Linked DNA regions of Homo sapiens: region 1 is linked to region 2. A link is a loop called in an ENCODE intact Hi-C map of the cell type or tissue named here. Cell type or tissue: K562. All regions are shown on one strand.

The links. Peaks named below come from ENCODE experiments on the same cell type or tissue, not always from the same donor. Only the 100,000 strongest peaks of a DNase experiment are listed, where the experiment ranks them.
Region 1: a loop joins it to region 2, with 2.9 times the contacts of the local background. A loop is called at or near these places in 2 of 110 quality-filtered maps.

What each region holds. Positions count from the first base shown.
Region 1 is chr1:173,326,745-173,334,744 of GRCh38, reverse strand. All of the region lies in intron 2 of LOC100506023 (a long non-coding RNA gene), which reads left to right. It also overlaps a transcript of TNFSF4 not described here. Among named protein-coding and RNA genes, the nearest start is that of TNFSF4, 120 kb to the right of the region's middle. RefSeq lists an enhancer at 734-833. In K562, no CTCF peak of the experiment used is centred here; a DNase peak (open chromatin) is centred at 4,164.
Region 2 is chr1:173,265,884-173,273,883 of GRCh38, reverse strand. All of the region lies in intron 2 of LOC100506023 (a long non-coding RNA gene), which reads left to right. It also overlaps a transcript of TNFSF4 not described here. Among named protein-coding and RNA genes, the nearest start is that of TNFSF4, 63 kb to the right of the region's middle. In K562, no CTCF peak of the experiment used is centred here; a DNase peak (open chromatin) is centred at 4,273.

The DNA.
Region 1 (8,000 bases), 61 kb before region 2:
CTCTCATACTGCGGTGGACATACCTCTTCCACCGGCAAAGAAGACTCATCAGTTTAGGGGCCTAGTGTCCCCAGCTTCATCAGGGTCTTCTCACACATCCCCATTCCAACTTTCAGAATTTCACTACTTCCTAATCATTTTAACAGTAGACAGCCTATAGGCCTGAAAGTTCAACTTGTGTTGTAATTCAGCCAGTTGCAGGATGAGATTCTATGTTTAATTTTAATCAATCTCAACCCTGTGGCTACAGAACATAAGGAAACTCTGTTAGGGCAAATATAGAAGCTTTCACATTATTTGCACAGTTTAAGCAGAGAACTTAGGCTCATCATTTTCTTTTACCTTGACAGGATCAAGTGGCGAATGTCATTATATTCTTTAATTTGAGAACGATACCTGAAATATGTAGTCACTTAGATCCTTGCTTCTTATAAGTGGTTATTTGGGAGTATTTAATGCAGATATTTTGTGTCTCCCTATTGCCAGATTATGCTATGGACTATCAGTCCTCTGTTTACCACTAAAAATAGACACTAGCATCTTTAAATATAATCAGATTAGAGAGCCAATTCTAGAAACCCACAACCAATTAAGAACACGAATCCTTAGCATTCTGTTTCCTTAGAACCAATCTTAGTACCAGAATTCATTTCTCAGGGTTCACCAGAGAAACAGAACTAGTAGGATTAATTAATTAATTAATTAATAGAAATTTTGCTCACATGATTATGGAGGCTGACAAGTCTCAAGATCTGGAAGGTGGGTGAGTTAGCAAGCTGAAGACCCTGGAGAACCCTGAAACCCTGGAGAACCCTGAACCCTGCTGATATAGTTCCAATATGAGTCTGAAGGTCAGAAAACCAGGAGAGCTGATGTAGCTGGAGTCCAGTGGCCAGCAGACTTAAGACACAGGAAAAGCCTGTGTTTCAGTTTGAGTCTATCTTAGTCAGCGCATGCTGTCATAACAAAATACCATAGACTGTGTGGTTTAGACAACAGAAATTTTTTCTCACTGTTCTGGTGGCTGAAAGTCTGAGAACAGGGTTCCTGAATGGTAGAGTTCTGCTGAGAGCCCTCTTTTTGGCTTGTAGGTAGCTGCCTTCTGGCTGTGTCCTCAGGAGTTGGAGGGAGAGGGGTTCTGGTTTCTCCTCTTCTTATCTCCTCTTATGATGGGAATAGTGTTCTATTCCCATCACGGGGGCCCCATCCTCATGATCTCATTTAATAACCTCTCAAAGGCCCCACCTCCAAAGACCATCACATTATGGGCTAGGGCTTCAGCATATGAGTTTTGGGGGATACCAACATTCAGTCTATAGCAGAGTCTGGAAACAGGAAAAACCGATGTCTCAACGTGAAGGCAGCAGGTAGGAGGAATTCCTTCTGACTTGCAAGAGGGTCAGCTTTTATGTTTTTTTTTCAGGCCTTCAGCTGATTGGATGGGGCCCGTCCACATTAGGGAGGGCAATTTGCTTTATTCAGATTACTAACTCAAGTGTTAATTCATCCAGAAACACCCTCACAGACACACCCAGAATAAGGCTTGCCAAAATGCCTGTGTACCCTGTGTCAAGTCATATTGAAACATACAGTTAACTACACCTATCCTAGCCACCCTTCCTTTGTTGCCCCTTGTGTCCTGAAGGCCTTTCCATTTCTTCTGATCCATGTCTTTATCCTGGCCACTGCGTGATATCGCATGTAATTTTGAATGAACAGAATTGTCTGGGATTCTTTACTGGTTGTTTGTGTTGTGTCATTTACTAAATTCTAAACTTGTATATGGTGATGGCAGAGATTTTATTTACTAAACAGGAGATGTATATTTTCTATATCCTCCTCAATGGAAAGCAGGTGGATGTGCAACAAATGTTTATTTATGTATTTATTTATTTTTTTGAGATGGAGTCTTGCTCTGTCACCCAGGCTGGAGTGCAGTGGCCTGATCTTGGCTTACTGCCTCCCGGGTTCAAGTGATTCTCCTGCCTCAGCCTCCTGAGTAGCTGGGACTGCAGGTGCGTGCCACCACGCATGGTTAATTTTTTGTATTTTTAGTAGAGATGGGATTTCACCATATTGGTCAGGCAAGTCTTGAACTCCTGACCTCGTGATCCACCCGCCTTGGCCTCCCAAAGTGCTGGGATTACAGGCATGAGCCACCGCACCTGGCCCAACAGATGTTTATTTTATTTAATTAATTAATTTATTTATTTTGAGACAGAGTCTTGCTCTATCACCCAGGCTGGAGTGCAATGGCACAGTCTCAGCTCACTGCATCCTCCGCCTCCTGGGTTCAAGCAATTCTCCTGCCTCAGCCTCCTGAGTAGCTACATGTTCAATCCATTTGGAGAGTATGTTTTCAACCAGCTGGTTTCCCTGGAAGGCAGCTAGGGAAAGTGAGTGTTAGTAAGTTTGAGTCAGACAAGGGTTTGTTAGTCTTCCCCTCAGCCCTTGTGCAGCAACTCACTCCTCGGGCTGTGGGCCATGACAGAAAGGGAAGGACTACTTTGCTTCCTCACTCTTGCTGAGTGAGAGCAGCTGGATCAGAGGACAGTGAACGTCTGCTCAGGATTACAGTCATTCAGGCATACCTAGGAGATGTCCCTAGGCCCCAGACATTGCTTGAGAAGCTGGGAGTAGCTTACATTTGTCTGAGGCAGGGTTTCTTAACCTTATCACTATTGGCATTTGGGCTGGGTAATTTTTTTGTTGTAAGAAGCTGTCCTGTACATTGTAGGATGTTTGGCAGCACCCCTGGCCTGGACCACTTACTAGATGCCAAGTAGCACCTGCACTCTGAGATATGACAACCAAAAATGTCTCCAGATATTGGCCAATATGTCCTGGGAACAAAAGCATTTGAGAACCACTGATCTTGAGCTTTGTTATTTGCAAAGAAGTTTCACCTATGTTATCATGTCTGAGAGGCATTATAGCTCTGTAAATCAGGCAGAAATCTGTTCTTTTCTCTATTTTACACAGCTGGACAAGTTGCAGGAAAAGAAATAGAACTCATGTCTTCTGACTGCAAACTTTTTCTCTTTATCTTAAGGCTCCTAGAGATAAGTAAGTAAAAGTGATAGTAACTTGCCCCCTGAAGGAGATGCCAATTTTGAGTTGAAGAACAAAAATCTTTGTTAAATTCCAAAAGTTTTGATGAAGGGACACCATTAATCACTTTGCTCTTTTCATGTGTTGGCTCTTAACTTTATTTTGATGAACTTTCATTTAGTCCTTTTGAAAGGAAAGTAGTTTAGATTTCCTTTCTGAAGTGTCTAGTTTTATTTTTGACTACTAAGGTTTCCAAATCTTTCATGTCCTAATTAAATGTGTTCACTTCCTCTTGAAGATGCGTCATTGTGATAACAGTGTGTATGTACCTTCCCAGTGGTGTTTTCCAAGAAAACCAAAATACAATACTGCTTTTAAAAACAGAAGTTTGCAGTAATTGTTACTGAGACTCGATCAGAAAACTGGAAGTACTGAAATACGAATTCGAAAGGCACAACATTCTGAGACTATACATCTTTTACTTTCTGGGTTTTGAAAAGAGGAAAGAAGGCTGGGTGCAGTGGCCGATGCCTGTAATCCTAGCACTTTGGGAGGCCAAGGCGGGTGGATCACCTGAGGTCAGGAGTTCGAGATCAGCCTGGCCAACATGGTGAAACCCCGTCTCCACTAAAAATACAAAAATTAGCCTGGCATGGTGGTGGGCGCCTGTAATCCCAGCTACTCAGGAGGCTGCAGCAGGAGAATTGCTTGAACCTGGGAGGTGGAGGTTGCAGTGAGCCGAGATCGCGCCATTGCACTCCAGCCTGGGCAACAAGAGCGAAACTCTGTCTCAAAAAAAAAAAAAAAAGATAAGAAAAGAAAAGAAGAAAGAAGCATATTATTTTAAATTGGCATCTGAAGGTAAAGAAGTAAAATTTGCTAAATAGGGGTAAGAATATACTGAAGTTTGACATTTTAACTAGATTAAAATACATTTTTTCTATCTATATTTCTTCTCCTTTGCAATGCACTTTCACTATGCTTAGATATCAGATTTAAAATTTATAATTTTGGAACCACATTGCTAGTCATAATTATAATTATTAATATCCAGTTAGGACCTACTTTGTGCTCTACTGTATTTCAGGAGCTTCAGTTTTTCAGGGAGGCAGAGTGCTGAAGCACAGGATATGACTAAGCAAGTTGGCAACATCTGCTTTTTCTGTTAGAAAATGCTTTGACCTTTTCCAGATGCTGGACATTTTGCAAATTATGTAGCCTCTTTGAACCTCAGTTTTATCACTTATAAAATTAGGTATTAATTATTTTGTGAAGACTAATGAAAAAATTATGTGCAACCATATTAATATTAACTTAGTATTAATATTAATAATTTATTAACAAAACATATATAACAATATATAATATACCATTAATATTGTCAATTAATATTTAGTATTAAAATTGTGATGTGATATAAAAAATAATAAAAATTAGTGAAAGCATTATTAATACCAATATTAATTAACATGAATGGTAATCATTATTTTTGAGTATGTTGAATTGCTTTTGAACAGTTATGAACATTTCTGGCCAACAAAGTGGGTTGCTATTTGAGGAGTTCCCTATTTTTCTCCAAATTGGACTTATTTATTTTTTGTGTTTTTAATTTGTGGTTTTATTTTTGAAAGTACCAGTGTTACTCCCCTATGGCCTGAACAAATCCTATGGACAGGAGCTGATCTGTTTACATTACACAAATATGACCGAAGAAAGGGTAGAGTTTATGCATCACTGATTATGCTTATTTTGGGAAAAATGTCTAGACCACAGGTGATGACACTGGCATTTTTAAGGAAGTGCATAACTAAATTGTTGAGTCTGGTATATCTCAGTAAAATGTTCCTGCATTTTTTTTTTCTTTTTTTGTGGTTGAGACTCAAATGTCTCATGGTTAAAAAAAACCATATTTCTTCTTGAAATTTCTTAGTAGCAACACAGAAGGCTGTTTACAGATAACAGAACCTATCCTACGGCCTAATATTTATTGGGTCTCAATAATTGCCTATTGAACTGAAGAAGGTGCTCATATTACATGAAGTTTGTTACAGTTGTTAAATTTGTTTTCCACTTGTATATGAGGTGAAAAAAATCCCCTAAAACCCTGCTCTAATAGACAACTATATCTAATTTTGCATTGCTTTTCTTTTTTTTGGTATTTTATATAGCCGCAGTACATTCTCTGTTTTCACTCTCCTTTTGTAGTTGGCCCTCCTTAACCATGGGCTTTGCATCTGTTGATTCAACCAACTGCAGATAAAAAGTATTTTAAAAAATTGCATCTGCACTGAACATGTACAGGCTATTTTTCCTTGTCATCATTCCCTAGACAATACAGCATAACAAGTATTTACATAAAATTTCCATTGTATTAGGTAGTATAGGTAATCTAGACATGATTTAAAGTATATGAGAGGATGTGCATACGTTATATGCAAATACAATGTCATTTTATATAAAGGACTTGAGCATGTGTGAATTCTGGTATCAGTGGGAGGTCCTGGAACAAATCCCCAAAGGATACCTAGGGACAGCTGTACTTTAATATTACAACATAAGCAGTTTTGTTGTTCTTTCAGGCATAATTTTAAAAAGATGCATAATAGTTTATTTAGTAGATACCCTATACTTTCTATAATTGTTTACCTGTTATTGGGAACTTGTGTTGCTTTCCAATATTTTAATGTTACAAAAATGCTGCAGTGAACATATTTACATAGAAGGCAATTTTCAATAGTATTTCATAATCCTTACTTAAAATGGCTTTCCACGTGTGGTGGAATTACTGGGCCAAAGGGCACAAGACATTTTTAAGGTACAAAACATTTTTTTTTTCTGAAGCACAAAAGTTTCTAATTTGATTTAAATTGAGGTTCAATTTATCTATTTTTTTTCTTTAGTTGTTTGGGCTTTTGGTGTCATAACACAGAGAAAAATGGACAAATCCAAAGTCATGGCAAAATAAATCTACGTTTTCGTCTAGCAGTTTTATTTATTTTTATTTTTTTAAAATTTTACTTTAAGTTCTGGGATGCATGTGCAGAATGTGCAGGTTTGTTACATAGGTATACATGTGCCATGGTGGTTTGCTGCACCTATCAACCCATCATCTAGGGTTTTTTTTTTGGGGGGGGGTAAACTTTTTTTTTTATTACGAAGATAAACTTTGTATTTTTTTATTTTATTATTATTATACTTTAAGTTTTAGGGTACATGTGCACAACGTGCAGGTTTGTTACATATGTATACATGTGCCATGTTAGTGTGCTGCACCCATTAACTCGTCATTTAGCATTACCTATATCTCCTAATGCTATCCCTCCCCCCTCCCCCGACCCCACAACAGTCCCCAGTGTGTGATGTTCCCCTTCCTGTGTCCATGTGTTCTTATTGTTCAATTCCCACCTATGAGTGAGAACATGCGGTGTTTGGTTTTTTGTCTTTGCAATAGTTTGCTGAGAATGATGGTTTTCAGCTTCACCCATGTCCCTACAAAGGACATGAACTCATCATTTTTTATGGCTGCATAGTATTCCATGGTGTATATGTGCCATATTTTCTTAATCCAGTCTATCATTGTTGGACATTTGGGTTGGTTCCAAGTCTTTGCTATTGTGAATAGTGCCGCAATAACCATACATGTGCATGTGTCTTTATAGCAGCATGATTTATAATCCTTTGGGTATATACCCAGTAATGGGATTGCTGGGTGAAATGGTATTTCTAGTTCTAGATCCCTGAGGAATCGCCACACTGACTTCCACAATGGTTGAACTAGTTTACAGTCCCACCAACAATGTGAAAGTGTTCCTATTTCTCCACATCCTCTCCAGCACCTGTTGTTCCCTGACTTTTTAATGATCGCCATTCTAACTGGTGTGAGATGGTATCTCATAGTGGTTTTGATTTGCATTTCTCTGATGGCCAGTGATGATGGGCATTTTTTCATGTGTTTTTTGGCTGCATAAATGTCTTCTTTTGAAAAGTGTCTGTTCATATCCTTTGCCCACTTTTTGATGGGGTTGTTTGTTTTTTTCTTGTAAATTTGTTTGAGTTCATTGTAGATTCTGGATATTAGCCCTTTGTCAGATGAGTAGGTTGCGAAAATTTTCTCCCATTCTGTAGGTTGCCTGTTCACTCTGATGGTAGTTTCTTTTGCTGTGCAGAAGCTCTTTAGTTTAATTAGATCCCATTTGTCAATTTTGGCTTTTGTTGCCATTGCTTTTGGTGTTTTAGACATGAAGTCCTTGCCCATGCCTATGTCCTGAATGGTATTGCCTAGGTTTTCTTCTAGGGTTTTTATGGTTTTAGGTCTAACATTTAAGTCTTTAATCCATCTTGAATTAATTTTTGTATAAGGTGTAAGGAAGGGATCCAGTTTCAGCTTTCCAGTTTTCCCAGCACCATTTATTAAATAGGGAATCCTTTCCCCATTGCTTGTTTTTGTCAGGTTTGTCAAATATCAGATAGTTGTAGATATGCGGCGTTATTTCTGAGGGCTCTGTTCTGTTCCATTGGTCTATATCTCTGTTTTGGTACCAGTACTATGCTGTTTTGGTTACTATAGCCTTGTAGTATAGTTTGAAGTCAGGTAGCATGATGCCTCCAGCTTTGTTCTTTTGGCTTAGGATTGACTTGGCAATGCAGGCTCTTTTTTGGTTCCATATGAACTTTAAAGTAGTTTTTTCAATTCTGTGAAGAAAGTCATTGGTAGCTTGATGGGGATGGCATTGATTCTATAAATTACCTTGGGCAGTATGGCCATTTTCACGATACTGATTCTTCCTACCCATGAGTATGGAATGTTCTTCCATTTGTTTGTGTCCTCTTTTATTTCATTGAGCAGTGGTTTGTAGTTCTCCTTGAAGAGGTCCTTCACATCCCTTGTAAGTTGGATTCCTAGGTATTTTATCCTCTTTGAAGCAATTGTGAATGGGAGTTCACTCATG
Region 2 (8,000 bases):
TAATGAAGCAAATACAATTATCCATAATCCAAACATCCAGCCACACTTCCTTTTAATAGTTTGCTATATTCTATGCACATACATCCAAAAATTCAAAATGCTAATATTACTTTGAATCTTGATCTTTTTCATGTGAATATATTACAGATGAAAGTCTATCTTCATCCTAGGATTATGTACATAGTTATGAATATTTTCTTCCATGGCTATTATGGTCTAATTTTAAATATTTAAATGTGTAATTCCTCTGAAATTTATTTTGGTGTACGGTGCTTAATGACGATCTAATCATCTACATTTTTTTCCCAACTGGTTAACTATTATCTCAATAACACTTATCAAATAGCCATCCTCATTGATTAGAAATGCCACTTGTATTATACTAAATTCTTATAAAAAGGGTCTTTGAAAAGTTCATAGAAAATGTAGAATATAAAGAAAACTATTTCAAAAATTTTTTGCACCACAATAAACTTATAATAACTTGTGATAAAATATCTGAACAAGATCTAGCTTGAGGCACTAGGAAGAATAAGACATCAGTTTGAAGAAAGTCCGTATCAGGAGCAACACGAATTCTGCTAAAATTGAAGCAAGAACAAACATCAAATTTATGGTGAAGCTTGATTGGAAGAATGGTGAAACCATCAATCCTTTGTGATAAATTTATAGAGACAATGCCCCAAAGAAATCAGTAGTTTACAAATGGATAACTTATTTTAAGAAAGGACAAGATGATATTGAATATGAAGCCCACCGTGGCAGACCATCCACATCAATTTGCAAGGAAAAAATTCATTTTGTTTGTGCCCTAATTGAGGAAGACTGATGATTCACAGAAGAAATAATAGCCTCACATATGTCTTAACTGATTCCGCTTACACAGTTCTGACTGAAAATTAAAGCTGAGCAACTTCTCACTCAATGGGTTCCAAAATAATTGTTCCCAAATCAGCTGCAGAAAAGAGCAGAGCTTTCAATGGGAATTTTAAATGAATGAGATCAAGACCTTGAGACATTTCTTTGAAGCACTGTAATAGGAGATGAAACACAGTTTTACCAGTGGGACCCTGAAGACAAAGCCCGATCAAAGCAATGGCTTTCGAGAAGTGGAAGTGGTCCAGTTTGCAGACAGGGCAAGAGCAAAGGTCGTGGCAACATTTTTGGGGAACACTCAGGGTATTTTGCTTGTTGACTTTCTGGAAGGCCAAAGAACAATAACATCTGCTTATTACAAGAATGTTTTGAGAAAGTAGCCAAAACTTGAACAGAAAAACAAACAGGAAAGCTTCACTAGAGAGTCCTTTTTCACCATGACAATGTTCCTGTTCCTTCCTCTCATCAAACAAGGACAATTTCATGAATTTCGATGGGAAACGATTAGGTATCCATCTTGCAGTCCTGATTTGGCTCCTTCTGACTTCTTTTTGTTTCCTAATCTTAAAAAAAATCTCTAATGGGCATGCAATTTTTTCCAGCTAATAATGTAAAAAAAGACTACATTGACATGGTTAAATTCTCAGAATCTGTTTTTTTTATTATTATACTTTAAGTTCTAGGGTACATGTGCACAGCATGCAGATTTGTTACATACATATACATGTGCCATGTTGGTGTGCTGCACCCATTAACTTGTCATTTACATTAGGTATTTCTCCTAATGCTCTCTGCACCCCCCACCACCCCACGACAGGCCCCAGTGTGTGATGTTCCCCACCCTGTGTCCAAGTGTTCTCATTGTTCAATTCCCACCTATGAGTGAGAATATTTGGTGTTTGGTTTTCTGTCCTTGTGATAGTTTGCTCAGAATGATGGTTTCCAGCTTCATCTGTGCTCCTACAAAGGACATGAACTCATACATTTTATGGATGCATGGTATTCCATGGTGTGTATGTGCCACATTTTCTTAATCCAGTCCACCATTGATGGACATTTGGGTAGGTTCCAAGTCTTTGCTATTGCGAATAGTGCCGCAATAAACATATGTGTGCATGTGTCTTTATAGTAGCATGATTTATAATCCTTTGGGTATATACCCAGTAATGGGATGGCTGGGTCAACTGGTATTTCTAGTTCTAGATCCTTGAGGAATCGCCACACTGTCTTCCACAATGGTTGAACTAGTTTACACTCCCACCAACAGTGTAAGAGCATTCCTAATTCTCCACATCCTCTCCAGCACCTGTTGTTTCCTGTCTTTTTAATGATCGCCATTCTAACTGGTGTGAGATGGTATCTCATTGTGGTTTTGATTTGCATTTCTCTGATGGCCAGTGATGATGAGCATTTTTTCATGTGTCTGTTGGCTGCATAAATGTCTTCGTTTGAGAAGTGTCTGTTTATATCCTTTGCCTACTTTTTGATGGGGTTGTTTGATTTTTTCTTGTAAATTTGTTTAAGTTCTTTGTAGATTCTGGATATTAGCCCTTTGTCAGCTGATCTTTGACAAACCTGACAAAAACAAGAAATGGGGAAAGGATCCCCTATTTAATAAATGGTACTGGGAAAACTGCCTAGCCATATGTAGAAAGCTGAAACGGGATCCCTTCATTTCACCTTGTACAAAAATTCTTTCAAGATGGATTAAAGACTTAAATGTTAGACCTAAAACCATAAAAACCCTAGAAGAAAACCTAGGCAATACCATTCAGGACATAGGCATGGGCAAGAATGACTTCATGACTAAAACACCAAAAGCAATGGCAACAAAAGCCAAAATAAACAAATGGGATCTAATTAAACTAAAGAGCTTCTGCACAGCAAAAGAAACTAGCATCAGAGTGAACAGGCAACCTACAGAATGGTAGAAAATTTTTAGAATCTCAGTTCTTTAAGGATGGACTAAATAGTTGGTATCATCACTTACAAAAGTGGCTTAAACTCGATGCAGCTTACGTTGAGAAATAAAGTTTATATTTTATATTTTTATTCCATTTTCTCATGAACTTTCAAAAGTACTCTCATATATATTTCCAAAGATTCAGTTCTACTCCATTGGTATGTATTTCTGAAAATTTGGTTCTACTGCATTGGTCAGATTATGACTCTAGTGCCACCTCATTAAAAAATGTACTATAGCTTTATAATATGCATTCACATCTGGTTGGGAAATCTCCCTGCTACTGTTGTATTTCTAATAGTTTTTGCTTTTTGCTTCCTTTTCTTTAGGCTTAGCTCCCTTGTTGCTTGTTTGCTTTAACCACAAGTCTATATAATTCTGCTCCTTCACAGCCCAACATAATTGGGAAAAAATGTACCACCATGCTGAGTGTCTGACTTTAAATTTATGATTACTCATCTTAAGTATTATGCTCCCCAATAATAGTCCATATTTCCCTATACTATTTACTCTCTCACTCTTCTAGATGATCATTTTGTACCATCTCTTTTCTCTTCAAATCTTTCGTTCCCAATCCTCACCCTCAGTTGTAACCCCTGCTTCCTCCTCAACCTTCTGCTTACTAAGCATTTGAGAGCCCCAGGGTCCTCTTCACTTTTCTATGTACAGTCATTGCCTAGGTGAGCTAATCCAAGCTCATGACTTTAAGTGGCACCTTTACACTAGCAATTCCCAAACTTACAGTCCCAGCCTCGACCTCTCCCTTTAACATCAGTGTCTAGCTGCTACTCATCTTTACTTTGAAGTATAACAGATATGTGAAACTTATAAGTTCCAAATTGAACTTCTAAATGTTTTCCCCCAAATCTGCTCCTCTCATGGTCTTCCCCATTTTAGTATAGGGCAACTCTATTTTTCCAGTGCCTCAAGTCAAAAGACAATTGAGATTGTTCTTGACTTTGCTCTTTCTTGCTTACCACACACCTGCTCTGTTAGCAAATTCTATCACATCTGCTTTCAGAGTATTCTCACAGTCTGACCCCTTCTTAGCATTCCTGCAACCTTCCAGGCTGGAGGCATCATTATCCTTATTGCAATAGCCTCTTGGCTGGTTTCCCTGCTTCTTCCCATCACAGCCCTTCCAATGTGCTCTCAGCAAGTGGCTGCAGTGATAATGTTAAAACATGAATCAAATCATGTCATCTCTTTACTGAACCCCAAAACAGTTGTCCTCTTTTATCTAAACTTTCTGTAGTTTCAGTTACCAGTGGTCAACCATGGCCTGAAAATATTAAATGAAAAATTGCACAAATAAACAATTCATAAGTTTTAAATTTCCACTGCTCTGAGTAGCATGATGAAATATTTCACCATCCCACCCAGGACATTAATCATCCCTTTGTCCAGTGTGTCTATGCTGTCCATGCTACCCGCCTGTTAGTCACTTCATAGCCATCCGGCTTATCAGATCAACTATTGTGGTATTGCAGGGCTTGTATTCAAGGAATCCTTATTTTACTTAATAATGGCCCCAAAGCATGCAAAAATAGTGATGCTGGAAATCTAATTATGCAAATGGAAGCTGTAAAGTGCTTCTTTTAAGTGAAAACGTGGAAGTTCTCAGCTTAATAAGGAAAGAAAAAAATTGTATGTTGAGGTTGCTAACACCTATGGTAAGAAAGAATCTCTTATCTGTGAAACTGTGAAGAAGTAAAAAGAATTTCATGCATTGTATACATAGGGTTTATCTATATAAACTATCTGTGGTTTCAGGTATCCACTAGGGGTCTTGAAAAGTATCTTCCTTGGAAGATTGCATTCTGCCATTCTTATTTCATCTACCCCTCTATCTACTCCCTAGACCCTCTTGATTATTACTTTCAATAGAGCTTTTAGAAATTACATTTTGCATTATAAATTATAAATACATGTAAATATTAATTCATTCCACCTTAGTAAGTCACGTGCACATAATGTCTTTTGATAAAAATAGACTATAATGAGGAGAGTAAACGTTGTACTCTATCTGAACTGCATCATTGAGGACATGAAAAATGACTTCGTCACATTTTTTGAGGTTATGTATTTACAACTGTGGTCTTTATCAGCACCACTTAAGATTTCAAATATGGTAGGTGCATAATATCATTTTGCTATATTCCTTTTTGTCCCTAATAATGTCATTATGTCTGGGTCTACTTTATCTGATAGTAGTATAGTCATTTCTGCTTTTATTGATTATGCATGATATATCTTTCCCCATCCTTTTACTTTCATCCAACCTATGTCATGTTTGAAGTGAGTTTCATGTAGACAGTATATAGCTGGATTGAGTTTTAAAAATCTACTTTGCCAATCTCTTTCAGTTTGTGTAAGTCTGACATTTTATTATTTGTTTTCTGTCCATTCCCTCTGTTTCTTGTTTTTCTTCATTTCTTGGCTTCCTTTGGGTAACTTACACATTTTTTAAGAGTTTCATTTGTATTTATTTATAACATCTTTGATTATATCACTTTGTGTAGTTTTCTTAGTGGTTGCTCTAGGTATTTCTGTGTATATACATAACTTACCTTAGCCTACGGGTGTTGCTGTTTTACCACTGTTAGTGGTAACCTAAGTTTAGAAACCCTATTTCCATTTCAGGTCTCTTTAGCTTCTTCTGCTTCTAGATATAATTGTCTTAAATATTTCCTTTACATATATTGAGCATCACATCAGATGGTATTAGAAGTTTTACATCAACTATGAAATATGATTAATGAACCTCATGAAGTGAAAGATGGTCTATTATATTTGCTGCTGTTTTTTCTCCTTCAGTTGCCCTTCTTTTCTGTCTGAAGGCCCCAGCCTTCTCCTGTTACCATTTTTGCTCTGTTTGGAGAGTTTGTAAGCTCTTTAAGTGTAGGTCTACTAGAAACAAATTCTCTTGATTTCCCTTAATCTGAGGATGTCTTTGTTTCTCCTTTGTCCTTGAAAGATAGCTTTGTCAGGTGCAGGATTCAGAGTTAACAGTGTTTTCTCTAAGTACTTGAGAAATCGTTCACCAAATTTTTTTGTGACCTCTATGGTTTCATATGAGAAATCTGCTGTCATTTGCTTTGGTGTTCCTTTACAGGAATACTTCCTCTCCTTCTCTTTCCTCTCCTCTCCTCTGCTCTCCTCTCCTCTCCTCTCATCTCCTCACTTCTCCTCTCCTCTGCTCTCCTTTCCTTTCCTCTCCTCTCCTTTCTTGTTTCCCTCCATCCACCTCCTCTCCGGAAATTAGTTTCTATTGTACTGGCAATCTGATGAAGGACTGACTAGTGAGTAATCCTGGAAGCAAATCCTCCAGCCTTAATCAAACCTTCAAATGACTGTAGCCCTGGCTGACAGCTTAACTGTAATCTCCCAGGAGACTTTGAGCCAGAACCACCTAGATCATTCATGACCCACAGAAACCACGAACTAATAAATTCTTGTTTTAAACCACTGAGTTTTGTAGTAATTTATTATGCAGGGTAAGATGACTAATGCAAAAATCCCATTAATTAGATCAATGTCCCACAATGGGTAATTACTATCACACATACAATAGAGCAGATATTTCATTTTTATGATTGGATAGACCTACTGGTATGCAAATTGGGAATCAGCATTTATAATATGTGCTGCATATATTTGAGGGAAAAGTGCACAATGGCCTTTTGTTTTGTTCATCACTGAAATCCCACATTATAGGAGAAAATATGTTTTGTTTAGTTGCTGATGATCTCATGAACTTCAATATAGCCTGGCAAAGGTATGTTGGGGCTCATAATTCCAGGATACTCACTATGTTTGCAGAAAGAATGGGTGTTACTCTGCTAAAGGAGGTTAAGCCCAAGCTCTATTTCACCTTATTTTTTAAAGGAGAATAGTTGATTAATAATACATCTTTCGATCTTAATTTATGATTAAAGGAAATAGTGAGACTTGTGGATACAATCAGGTAACAGTCACTGGCTATGCATCTTTTCAGTGCTGTGTAAGTTAATGGAAAGCATATGAGTATAAGACTGTCTTTTCCACATTGAGAACACTAGATGTCAAGAGGAAAGTTGCTCCTACGAGTTTTAAAAATAACAGCTGGGTTAAAAAGATTTCTTCATGACACCGTGATACTGAGAATGATGATAATAACCATTCAAACAATTTCATATAGTTAGAACTTCCAGTAAGTAGTTCCTGGATCCCCCAAATTTGAGTAAACACTTACCTGACACATGGAAGACATTAAATGACAGTTATCATTTTATTATTTTTTGGATATGTATTATTTTTTGAGTGCTCCCTAAACGTTTGACACTGTAATAAACACGAGGAATATAAAAATAAATGTGACCATCAAGGAGTCTAGAAAAGGGAGAAAGGCACATACACTAATCATGTGAATGCCAGACAGACATTGCTATGCTGGAGGAATTCACAGAGAACATGAAGAAAGGCATCTAGCTCAATTTGGATGGGTGGCTAGAAAGGCTTCCTGTAGGAACAATATTTGAGAAGAATCTTAAGGGAATAGTGACAATAGAGTACGTAATTTGTTGGGGGCTGATTCATGACACATTTCTATATATTTTAGAAGCCAGAAAAGCAGGTGTTCATCCTATTTTGAGGTGCTCAACCAGGACTCTCACTTGGTGGGAGGCTATCCCATTTCTCTACAGAGTTGGGCTGTATTTTCGTGGTGTAGTATATATATATATGCATACCCTTCTTGCAGTAATTTGCCTTGTTTTCTCAAACTGTATGTTTGCAAAAGCTGTTTCTACTCTCTTTGATATTCTTTACTCATCATCCATTGAACTCATTCACACCCAGCCTTCAAATACATACTCATCCTTCACATTCTTTCTTTAGAAGTATTTCCCACTACCCTAGGTTGAATTGGTTATTATCTCTCCATCCTTCTTACTCTTGCACACTCTTTACATTCATTAATGATTATCTTTGTGCATGTGATCCGGGATAGTTTTAACTTTTGGAAGACAGGACATATGTCCTATTGTGATGGTTTCATTATTATTCTAGTCAGGTTAAGCACTTATATATCACTCCATAAGCATTAAGGAGTTAAAGTTTAGAGGAAAAGAGTTTTATGATTAGATTTGCCATCTAGAAATATGACTTTTGCAATAGGGAG